Linked DNA regions of Homo sapiens: region 1 is linked to region 2. The links are chromatin contacts, found by Hi-C or POLR2A ChIA-PET in ENCODE. All regions are on one chromosome and are shown on one strand. The core of a region is the stretch at or near the end of the contact, and the rest is flanking DNA. Distances in the headings are between cores, read along the strand shown. Region 1 holds the start of AP1G2 (adaptor related protein complex 1 subunit gamma 2). Region 2 overlaps RPGRIP1 (RPGR interacting protein 1).

Region 1 (4,912 bases), core at 842-3,341, 2.3 Mb before region 2:
GGGAGAAGAGGGGGTTTTGCAATCCAAAACAAATGTTGGCGATCCCCCTGCTCCAGGCTGTGCAGGGAGGTGCCTGAGACCCTTCAGCTCTGCCACCTCAGTCAGGGCAGGAAGGTGGGCCCTGTCCTCGGGGACTGAGTCTGCTTCCCCCTCTGTCTCTCTAGGGAGCTGCCAACCCCCTGGTGGTGGGAGCCGTGGCCCTCCTGGACCTCAGCCTGGCATTCCTGTTCTCCCAGCTCCTCACCTGAGGCTACTTCCTGGCCTGGTTCTGGCTTTGGTTGCGTGCCTCTTCACCCCTTTGACCTGCCTTTTTTCTCTTCTCCTCTTCCTGGCTGTGTTTTCTCCTATCTTTCTTTCTCTTCTTCCTTTCTTTTCTGTGCTCCTTTGTTTTTTTCTCTCGCTTTTTCTTTCCCTGTCTTCTTTCAGATTATCTCATTTCTTCTGGATCTGTCTCTGTATTCCTCACTCCCTTCCCCATCCCAACCCCTTCTTTCTCTAGATTGTTTACATATGAAGGGCTTTTCTCTCTCAGAGTTGCTGTCTTCTCTGAGACACACAAATCTAAGTCAGACCATTGCTCCACGCCCTCCCACCTTTTCTTTAGACCTCAACTTCGCTGCGGGTGGGGGTTTGGTGTCCTAAGGAGACTCCTGGAAGCTGAATGGAGAGGAGGAAGAAAATGAAGAAGGAGTGATTGAATGTCGGGCAAGGCACTGGCTGAGCTGCTGTGGCTCCCTAGCCTAAGGGGCCTGCTGTCCCTCTGAGGCCTAGTGAAAAAGCTGCAGGAGGTGCATCCTCCACCTCTAATCTTGGAGGCTATTATCTTACCTCCAAGCACTGAGCTGGGTTACTGCCCAATTCCATCCTTCCCTGAAGGAGAGAAGGGAAGTGAAAAGTAGAGTAACTCCCCAGCATTTCCCTCTTTTTCTCCTCATCGGCCAGCCCCTCCTCCAGCCCCCTCTGGTGGCATGCCATGCCAAGAGCAACGTGTAAAGGAACAGAGAATATCCAATGCAGTCAAGTCCACCCTGCCCAGACTTTGCCACTGACTTCTCCCACCCTTCTGTCTCCCCCATAATAGTTTATTTGGTTGGTCTGGACTCACTTGTGGCCTTTGATTAAATTCCTAAGGGGCCTGAAGAAGACATTTCTACTGCAGAGGGTTAGAGGCACTTGAGCAAGGCCCCCACATCCCAACTCTGGGAGTTGTGGTGGGAGGAGGCACTTCTGGGGGATAGGACCAGACAAGATAACAGGAGCTCACATGGAAGCAGAAGCTGTGACAAGTTTAGTAGTCCCAAAATGGGTTATATCCCTTCCCCCTTTACATCAGAATCTTGTGAAATGGGAAAACAACAGAAGGAGGGGATCAAAGATAGCTGATCTCACATGCTTCCCAGGCAGGGCAGAGGTGGGAGTCAAACCCGGGTGACAGGTGGGTGGAGAGCCCTGTTTGAGGTTGTGGCTGATCCCTCTCTGGTATTAGTTTTTCCCCTGGGAGCAGGAAGCCCTAGGAAGAGGGGACTGCAGGGTCCCCAGGGGATCTTTCCTCCCTCCCCTGCATGAGGCAGAGGCAAGCTGCCTGCCAACCCCCTCCCTCAAGGAATGGCCTTGCCCAGGAATGCCCACCACACATACCCTCTTCTTTTTTTCTAGTCAAACTCTTGTTTATTCCTTGGCTTGCCTCCCTCCTTCCTCCCCTCTCAACCTTTACTTCTGATTTCTATTTCATGGAATTTGGGATTGAAGTTAAACTACAACAGTGCCGCCAACACCAAGTCTTGCAGGAAAAAAATACAAAGAAATTTAACAAAAAAAATATATTAATAAAAAAGTTCAAAAAAGGGGGGGGATTGTCATCTCCTTTGGGGTGCGATGGCTTCAAATCCAAACTGAGGCTCTCCGGGTGGTAAGGATGTGCGAGGAGGCCTCTTGAAGAACTCCAGGCCTATCATGCTGTCTCTCCGCTAAAGCCTGAGGCCCGAGGTCAGAGGATTCAGGAAGGCTCTGCAGTCGGCCCAGGAGGGCGGGGTCCCGTGGTGGAGGCGGGGAGAGGGAAGGACCGCACGGAGCACCAACCCCTGCTCGGCCCCGTACCAGGAAGCGCTGGGGGGCAGAGGAGCGGAGTTGAGGCAGAAGCCAGGTGAGGCTGGAGTCCTGGGGTAGGCAGGCTGTCGCTGCCGCTGCCGCTGCCTGAGATGGAAATCGGGGGAGGAAGCTCGCGGAAGAAACAGCGGAGGGTCGTGGAAAAAAAAGCAATGGCTGAGCTAGGGATGGGGTACCAGGTAGGGGGAGGAAACGGTAGAGAGAAATAGGTGGGGCTCCCGCGCATGCTCAATAGGAAGGGGCGCCGGTGGGGTGCGGACGCATGCGTAGTGGGCTTCTCGGGCGGTGGGGTGGGCGCGGAATTTGGAGACCCACTTCGGGAAAGGTAAAATGCGGGCGCAATTTTAGGGTACCTGTGGGACCCGGGCTCTTAGGGTCTTGACACAGGACGGGCCTGGGCCGAAAGCCCAGGCACGCCCGACCAGAGAGTGTTTCTCCACTCCCGGACTCTGCCAGTCAGGATGGTGGTGCCTTCGCTGAAGCTTCAGGACCTCATCGAAGAGATTCGCGGGGCCAAGACTCAGGCCCAGGAGCGGGAGGTGATCCAAAAGGAGTGTGCCCACATCCGGGCCTCCTTCCGCGACGGGGACCCAGTGCACAGGCACCGGCAGCTGGCCAAACTGCTCTACGTCCACATGTTGGGCTACCCCGCCCACTTTGGACAGGTACTGGCCAGGAATACCTCCCTCCTGAGCTTGATGAAGGCTAGTGGGGCAGAGTCCCAGACTCTCTCACCTGTTTATGCCCTGGTTTTTTAAATTCTACAATTTCAGAGTCTTCACAGCCTGCACTGCAAACCTCTTTCCCCATTGCTACCCCTACTGGTCATCAGCTGGCCTGAACCCTTCATTCTCTGGCCAGCCTCCTTTAGGGCAGGCATCTCCTCCTCTCCGCTCCCATCCTCCTCAACTCCTAGTTCCTCCTACCCACTAACGCCTGAATTTCCTAAGCTTCTCCTCTTGTTGAAGGGAGAGTGATGAGATATGATGCCCCACAGGTTAATCTGGTTTTAAAGAGGAAGATGGAACAGGGATGTGAGTGTCTATGGTTTCACCCCTGCCTCTTCCTGGTCTGCCCCCTTCACTATAGATGGAGTGCCTGAAACTGATCGCCTCCTCCAGATTCACAGACAAGAGGGTGGGCTACCTGGGGGCCATGCTTCTATTGGATGAGAGGCACGATGCCCACCTGCTCATTACCAACAGCATCAAGAAGTGAGAGGGTTCTGGCAATCACTTGGAATCAGGGAGATGGGAGAGTAGGGACCTTGGAAATCCCAGGGGACTGCCTGTTGTGGGTATTGAAAAGGACTGATTTTCTCAGAGGTTTGACTGACCGTCCTCCCAAACCCTGCAGTGACCTGAGCCAGGGGATTCAGCCAGTACAAGGCCTGGCCTTGTGCACTTTGAGCACCATGGGCTCTGCTGAGATGTGCCGAGACCTGGCCCCAGAGGTGGAGAAACTGCTCCTGCAGCCCAGTCCCTACGTGCGCAAGAAGGTGAGATGGCGGGACTCCTGGCACGTGCTCCTGCACACTGCCTGCTGCGTGCTATATAGTAGTAGATGCAGGGGTCCATCTCCTCTGACCCCTGTCTGAGGCCCCTGACCTCTGCAGGCTATTCTGACTGCAGTGCACATGATCCGGAAGGTCCCTGAACTCTCCAGTGTCTTCCTCCCACCCTGTGCCCAACTGCTTCATGAGCGTCACCATGGTAAGGCTGTGGGGCCCCCCATCCTTTGCTTCAGGTCTATGGACAGAAGAATTGAAAATCGGATGGGAACCCCAGCTCACAGGAGAAGGGTAGTGCACACACACAGGCACACACGCAATAGACTCTCTTGCCCCTGGCCCCCACCATTCACTTCCCCGACGCTGACCCCAGGCATCCTGCTGGGCACCATCACGCTGATCACGGAGCTCTGCGAACGAAGCCCTGCAGCCCTCAGGCACTTCCGAAAGGTGGGCTGGTGAAGGGGCAGGCCCTGGGCCTGGAAGACAGGGTCAGTGGGGAAGGAATGGGGCTTTAGCTGGAGAGGATTAGAACGAATGCCCAAAGTTGTGCCCTCCCTCCAGGTGGTACCCCAGCTGGTACACATCCTCCGGACTCTGGTGACAATGGGATACTCCACAGAACACAGCATATCTGGAGTCAGCGACCCCTTCCTGCAGGTGGGGTGACCTTTCACTGCTGTATCCCTGGATCAGAGAGGGCATAGCAGTAAGACCATGACCAGTGGTTTCCTCCCAGAGAACACTGGTTCTCTCAGTGTCCTGGGCAGCAGAGTAGCAGGCACAGGATTGCTCGGGTCATCCCAGGACCTGTGAGGGGAGAGGGAATGCCTAAAAGTCAGGAAAATACAGTTTGTTAACAATTTTTTTTTTAAGCCTGTCCTAAACTCCCCTGGCCTCACACACCTCTGTTCCCCTCCTAGGACCAAGGGACCTGTGGAGGTGAGGAGGTGGGGGAAGGCTCTAGGGAGCGAGCCAGACCCTCACATGTTGGAGTTTTCTCCTCAGCCCCACGACTCCTTATCCTATGAACCCCTCCAACTTTCCATTTTCAACCCAACCTCAGGTCCAGATACTTCGTCTGCTTCGGATCCTGGGCCGGAACCACGAGGAGAGCAGTGAGACCATGAATGACTTGCTGGCCCAGGTGGGGCCTGGGAGGGCACTGGTTAGCTGTGTTGCTTGGAGACCCCATCAGCCCTGGGTGCCCCTCACATGACTCGTCACTGTGCAGTGGCCGTGTAATTGCCTCTCCATCTCCTCTAGACAGTGAACTCCATGAAGAAGGGACACAGT
Region 2 (4,808 bases), core at 1,315-3,814:
CCACCACGCCCAGCTAATTTTTGTATTTTTAATAGAGACAGGGTTTCTCCATGTTGGCCAGGCTGGTCTCGAACTCCTGACCTTAGGTCATCCACCCGCCTCCGCCTCCCCAAGTGCTGGGATTACAGGCGTGAGCCACCGCGCCTGGCCCTTGAGCCTTAATTTTCTCAAGGTTCAAATTAATCCCTAGCTTTAAATTAGTTGCCACCTTCCAAAGCTGCCTTCACTTTCTAAGCTATTTGACTGCTTTTTTATGATGACTACGTTTGTACCTAGACAAGTGACATGTTAACTCCAGAAGTTCTGTGTGTGTTTCTGGCGGACTCCTCTGGTGAGGCACAGCTGGGTGGTCTCGTTTGGAACTCTGTCTTAGTGGTGATTCTTAAGCACAGACATTCACCTAGCTTCACATGCAGCCCACTCACAGTGGTGAATAGGGCCAAATATTTAAGACCATCTGAGAATACCTGCAACAACTTTGTTATATCTCATCACCTCACACATGCTAGAAGAATACTCTTAGGAAGTTTTGAGCAAATGCTATAATTTGCTCCAGCAATAGGCTTAAAAATACCATGCCAAATATTTCTCAACTACAATTTCATATTTCAATTTTTATGAAAACAGTGCAATAAGTATCTGTATCTTTTGATAATCATAATAGTATCATTTTTAACAGAAACTATATGACATAATAACATTGATTTAGTTAGCTAAATTCTGGTGTTATGTTACTTGGAGATGAACATAGATTTCTTTGGGTTTGATTATTCTGGTTACTAAGAAACAGAGACTCAATTCTCATTAAGTACCTTCTGGAGCAAGGTTTCGTATGCCTGGAAGAAAGAAATTATTATTATTTTATTGATTTATCAATTTCATGATATATTTATCACTGTAATATAATGCTTAACATTTTTAAAGACATTATAAAAATCCCACAAAACAAATCAATTTGTGTACTTGTTTACTAATTGTTGCTATTTTTCCCCTGCCCTAGCTTGCCAAGTAGTCTGTGACTGCAATCATTCACACCATTTCTCAAAAAAGAATGAAGGGTCATTTATTAACATTTGCATTGTACTTGGTGGATTATCCAAGAAAAATGTTTAATCTTAAATTAGGTACTGTTACTTAGCACACTTCAGAAAGATCTCTTCAGTTTTAGTAAAAAAAAAAGAATGATCATAACAACAGCTATAATTAGTTGAGTAGTTGCTATGTGTTACTATGTGTTTCATTACCTGCCACATCATGATCATTATAATCATTTCACACATATTATCTCATTTAATCCTTGTAGCAAATATGAGAGGTAAGTTTTCGTTTTTGTTTTTGAGACAGTCTCACTCTGTTGCCCAGGCTGGAGTGCTGCGGCACAATCTTGGCTCACTGCAACCTCGGCTTCCCAGGTTCAAGCAATTCTCCTTCCTCAACCTCCCAAGTAGCTGAGATTACAGGTGCCCCCCACCACACCTAATTTTTGTATTTTAGTAGAGACGGGGTTTCACCATGTTGGCCAGGCTGGTCTCAAACTCCTGACCTCAAGCGATCCACCCACCTCAGCCTCCCAAACTTTTTTTTTAAATTTATTTTTTATTTTTTAAAAAAGGTCAAATAATCTTGAGAGAGAAAAAAATTGATCATATCAACTTGCTTAAAACCCTTTCACATAGCTCTCTGCTGTTTGTAGGATAAAGTCTAAATTCCTAGCATGTTCTGTCTTTAATGACAACGAGAAAAAAAATTCTTAGTGTGTCCTTCATGACCAGACCTGATGTTTCTCACCTCTGCTCTCATGGAAAGCCCCCTCTTCTCTTACACACTTATTAACACAAGCTAATCTTTTAGTATTTCAGTATTTAACTCACAAATCTATTCCTTTATTAATCCTTTTCTTTTTTCTTTTTTTGAGACAAAGTCTCACGCTGAGGTGCCGTATCGGGATCTCGGCTCACTGCAACCTCTGCCTCCTGGGCTCAAGCACTCAAGCAATCCTCCTGCCTCAGCCTCCATAGTAGCTAGGACTACAGGCACACATCACGATGCCTGTCTAATTTTTCTATTTTTGATAGAGATGGGGTTTCGCCATGTTGTCTGGGCTGGTCTCGAATTCCTGAGCTCAAGTGATCCTCCCTCCTTGACCTCCCAAAGTGCTGGGATTACAGGCTCCAGCCACCGCACCCAGTCATTAATCCTTTTCTGATCTGGCACTGTTAAAGGAGTTATTAAAAATAATTTTAGGCAGATAGAGAGGAAAAGGGGTCCTTGGAAAGTTTTCTCGTCCTTTAAAGCAGCTCCAGAAACGTTTTTTGTCTAGCAGGAAAGCCCTGGCTCTTACAGCCGGGAAGGCAACCTTTGATATGCAAATACAGGTCTTTAGAAACTGGGTCCACCCAAACATGGCGATTCCCGCCCTTGTCTTCCTGTCCTTTCCCCGACCTGTACCTGGCAACATGGCCACCCCCACATATCCCCACGTGTGTAGAACATCATGGCGCCCTTCATTTGCATATTAAAAGACTAGGGTAGGAGGGCCAGTTTTTTCCACAGGCTACATGAGTGACATGCCTGGTCAAACCAATCCCCTGAGCCCTATGCAAATCAGACACTACCTCCTCCTGCCTACTCATATAAGCAGCCACTTTTCCCGGCACATGAGGTCTCCCCTCTCTGCTTTGGAGTCCTTCTCCCTCTGTCTCAGTACAGGGGAGCTTCTTCCGTCTTTCTTCTCCCTTGTTTCTTGCCTATTAAACTCTCCGCTCCTTAAAGCCGCTCCACCTGTGTCCGTGTCGTTTTATCTAATTCGCGTGAGACAAGAGCCCTGGTGTTCCTCCACTTATCAGCCATATCAGCACCTCACCCACTGGTGGGTCTGACTACTCTCTCTTTTGTGTCCTGCCCATACCCTGCATAGGATAGTTGAATTTGTTTACTTGTTTTCTCACTCCTATAAACTCCTTGAAGGCAGTTTTTTCTTACTTACCCTTGGAATCTTTGTATCCCAGTGCTTTGCAATTCCTGGTACTGGATAAATATTTGTTCAATAAAAGGATGGTGCTGACCTTACTTTGACCCTTGATACTCTATTTCCACCAATCAGATGTTAGTTTCTAATGTGTGCTAATGCTAAATATACTTACCTTGAGGGCTGTTGTCAGGCTTAAAAAAGATCATGACTGTAAATATCTGGGACAGAGTACAGCTCACAGAAAGTGCTAATTAAAAGGCTAGTTTCCTTCCCTTCCCTGTGACTGCTTTTGGCTTCCTAATTTAATCACATTCTGGTTGTGGTCTTCGTAGGGGACCGTAACCCTTACACAAGTTAACTCCACTTTATTTCACCTTAGCAGGCAGAGCTTGAGCCTTCCTCTTAATAGAGAACTAATGGGAAATACTGGGAAAAGCATAGACTCCGAGTTGTGAGGCTTGGATTTGAATATCACTTATAAATTGTGTGATATCACTTATAAATTGTCTTTCTGAATTGTGGCTTCTCATATTTAAAATGGAGAAAATAATATGAATCTCTTAATTGGGGTTTCCCCCCACCAAGAAAGCACAGCTGATGATGGCAACTCACCTCTTGAACTTCTGTTAATTGTGCTTTTGTCATAACCAATGAAGCATTTCTTTCATGTAAGAGCTTCTTAAGTCGAATCAGCTCTACCTTCTCTTTAATGGAAGCTCTGCAGAGAAAGGCGCTAAATTATTCTGTCTGAACATGGATAGAATTAAAGACATTTTCTCCTTGACTATGCCCTAGTAAGAATACCTCCCTCTTGTCTCTTGCCTTCCCGTCTTACCCACACTAGAACACAAGTATGTGGTGTATGTACAGTCTAGTAAATAATCTCCTTTCTCCCATTTCTCATCACGCCAGCCAAGATTTGATAGAGATCACTAACCTTAAGCTTATGTTATGAGAAAAGATAATAACTACTTTTTTAAATGATGGTGTTCATAATTTCCCACAAACCTTGCAATGTCAAGCTAGGTCTCAGCCGTTTCCTTAGAGAAACCAGTGAGGTTTGAACGTGCTAGAAAACTTAAAAAGAAGATTATGAACCAGGCACCGTGGCTCACGCCTATAATCCCAGCACTTTGGGAGGCTGAGGCGGGCAGATGGCCTGAGGTCAGGAGTTGGAGACCAGCCTGGGCAACATGGCAAAACCTTGTCTTTACTAAAAACACAAAAGTCAGATGGGTGTGGTGGCATAAGCCTGTCATCCCAGCTATGGACACTGGGCAAGAGAATCGCTTGAACTGCGGGAGGCGGAGGTTGCAGTGAGCTGAAATCAGCTTAGGCAACAGAGTGAGATTCTGTCTCAAAAAATAACAATAGTGGCCGAGTGCGGTGGCTCAGGCCTGTAATCCCAACACTTTGGGAAGTTGAGGCGGGCAGATCACGAGGTCAAGAGATTGAGACCATCCTGGCCAACATAGTGAGACCCCATCTCTACTAAAAATACAAAAATTAGCTGGGTGTGGTGGTGCGCACCTGTAGTCCCAGCTACTCAGGAGGCTGAAGCAGGAGAATTGCTTGAACCTGGGAGGGGGAGGTTGCAGTGAGCCGAGATTGCACCACTGCACTCCAGCCTGGCGACAACAGAGTGAGACTGTCTCAAAAAATAATGATAATAATAATAATAATAGTAAAATACACCCGGCACGGTGGCTCACGCTTATAATCCCAGCACTTTGGAAGGCTGAGGCGGGTGGATCACGAGGTCAAGAGATTAAGACCATCCTGGCCAACGTGGTGAAACCCCGTCTCTACTAAAAATACAAAAATTAGCTGGGCATGG

Evidence for each region. A loop is a pair of places that touch in the nucleus more often than their neighbours do. ChIA-PET counts read pairs that join two places held with the same protein, here RNA polymerase II (POLR2A). Pooled maps may share reads with other maps.
Region 1: a pooled map shows a loop between it and region 2 (2.7-fold over the local background). The contact joins the promoter of AP1G2 here to the enhancer-like site in region 2. A Hi-C loop is called at or near these places in 1 of 37 single-sample maps with no recorded cell type and 2 of 50 pooled maps. POLR2A ChIA-PET finds 5 or more read pairs at or near these places in 1 of 52 experiments (activated B cell).

Annotation. Positions count from the first base shown.
Region 1 is chr14:23,564,970-23,569,881 of GRCh38, reverse strand. AP1G2 (adaptor related protein complex 1 subunit gamma 2) reads left to right here and starts at 2,091. Exons shown (of 22, transcript NM_003917.5): 1 at 2,091-2,143; 2 at 2,563-2,771; 3 at 3,196-3,320; 4 at 3,463-3,604; 5 at 3,722-3,818; 6 at 3,990-4,066; 7 at 4,181-4,276; 8 at 4,683-4,763. The coding sequence starts at 2,568. It overlaps JPH4 (junctophilin 4), which reads left to right. Exons shown (of 6, transcript NM_001146028.2): 6 at 165-1,844. The coding sequence ends at 248. AP1G2-AS1 (AP1G2 antisense RNA 1) reads right to left here. Exons shown (of 4, transcript NR_110555.1): 3 at 2,460-4,426; 4 at 1,806-2,193. RefSeq lists silencers at 900-999, 1,989-2,038 and enhancers at 2,519-2,758, 2,789-2,878.
Region 2 is chr14:21,306,612-21,311,419 of GRCh38, reverse strand. RPGRIP1 (RPGR interacting protein 1) reads right to left here. Exons shown (of 25, transcript NM_020366.4): 7 at 3,584-3,689; 8 at 813-836. Among named protein-coding and RNA genes, the nearest start is that of RPGRIP1, 29 kb to the right of the region's middle. RefSeq lists enhancers at 2,027-2,186, 2,009-2,536. Within about 2 kb of position 2,564, at least 12 of the 41 ENCODE cell types and tissues checked have a DNase peak (open chromatin) inside an H3K27ac peak, as active enhancers do.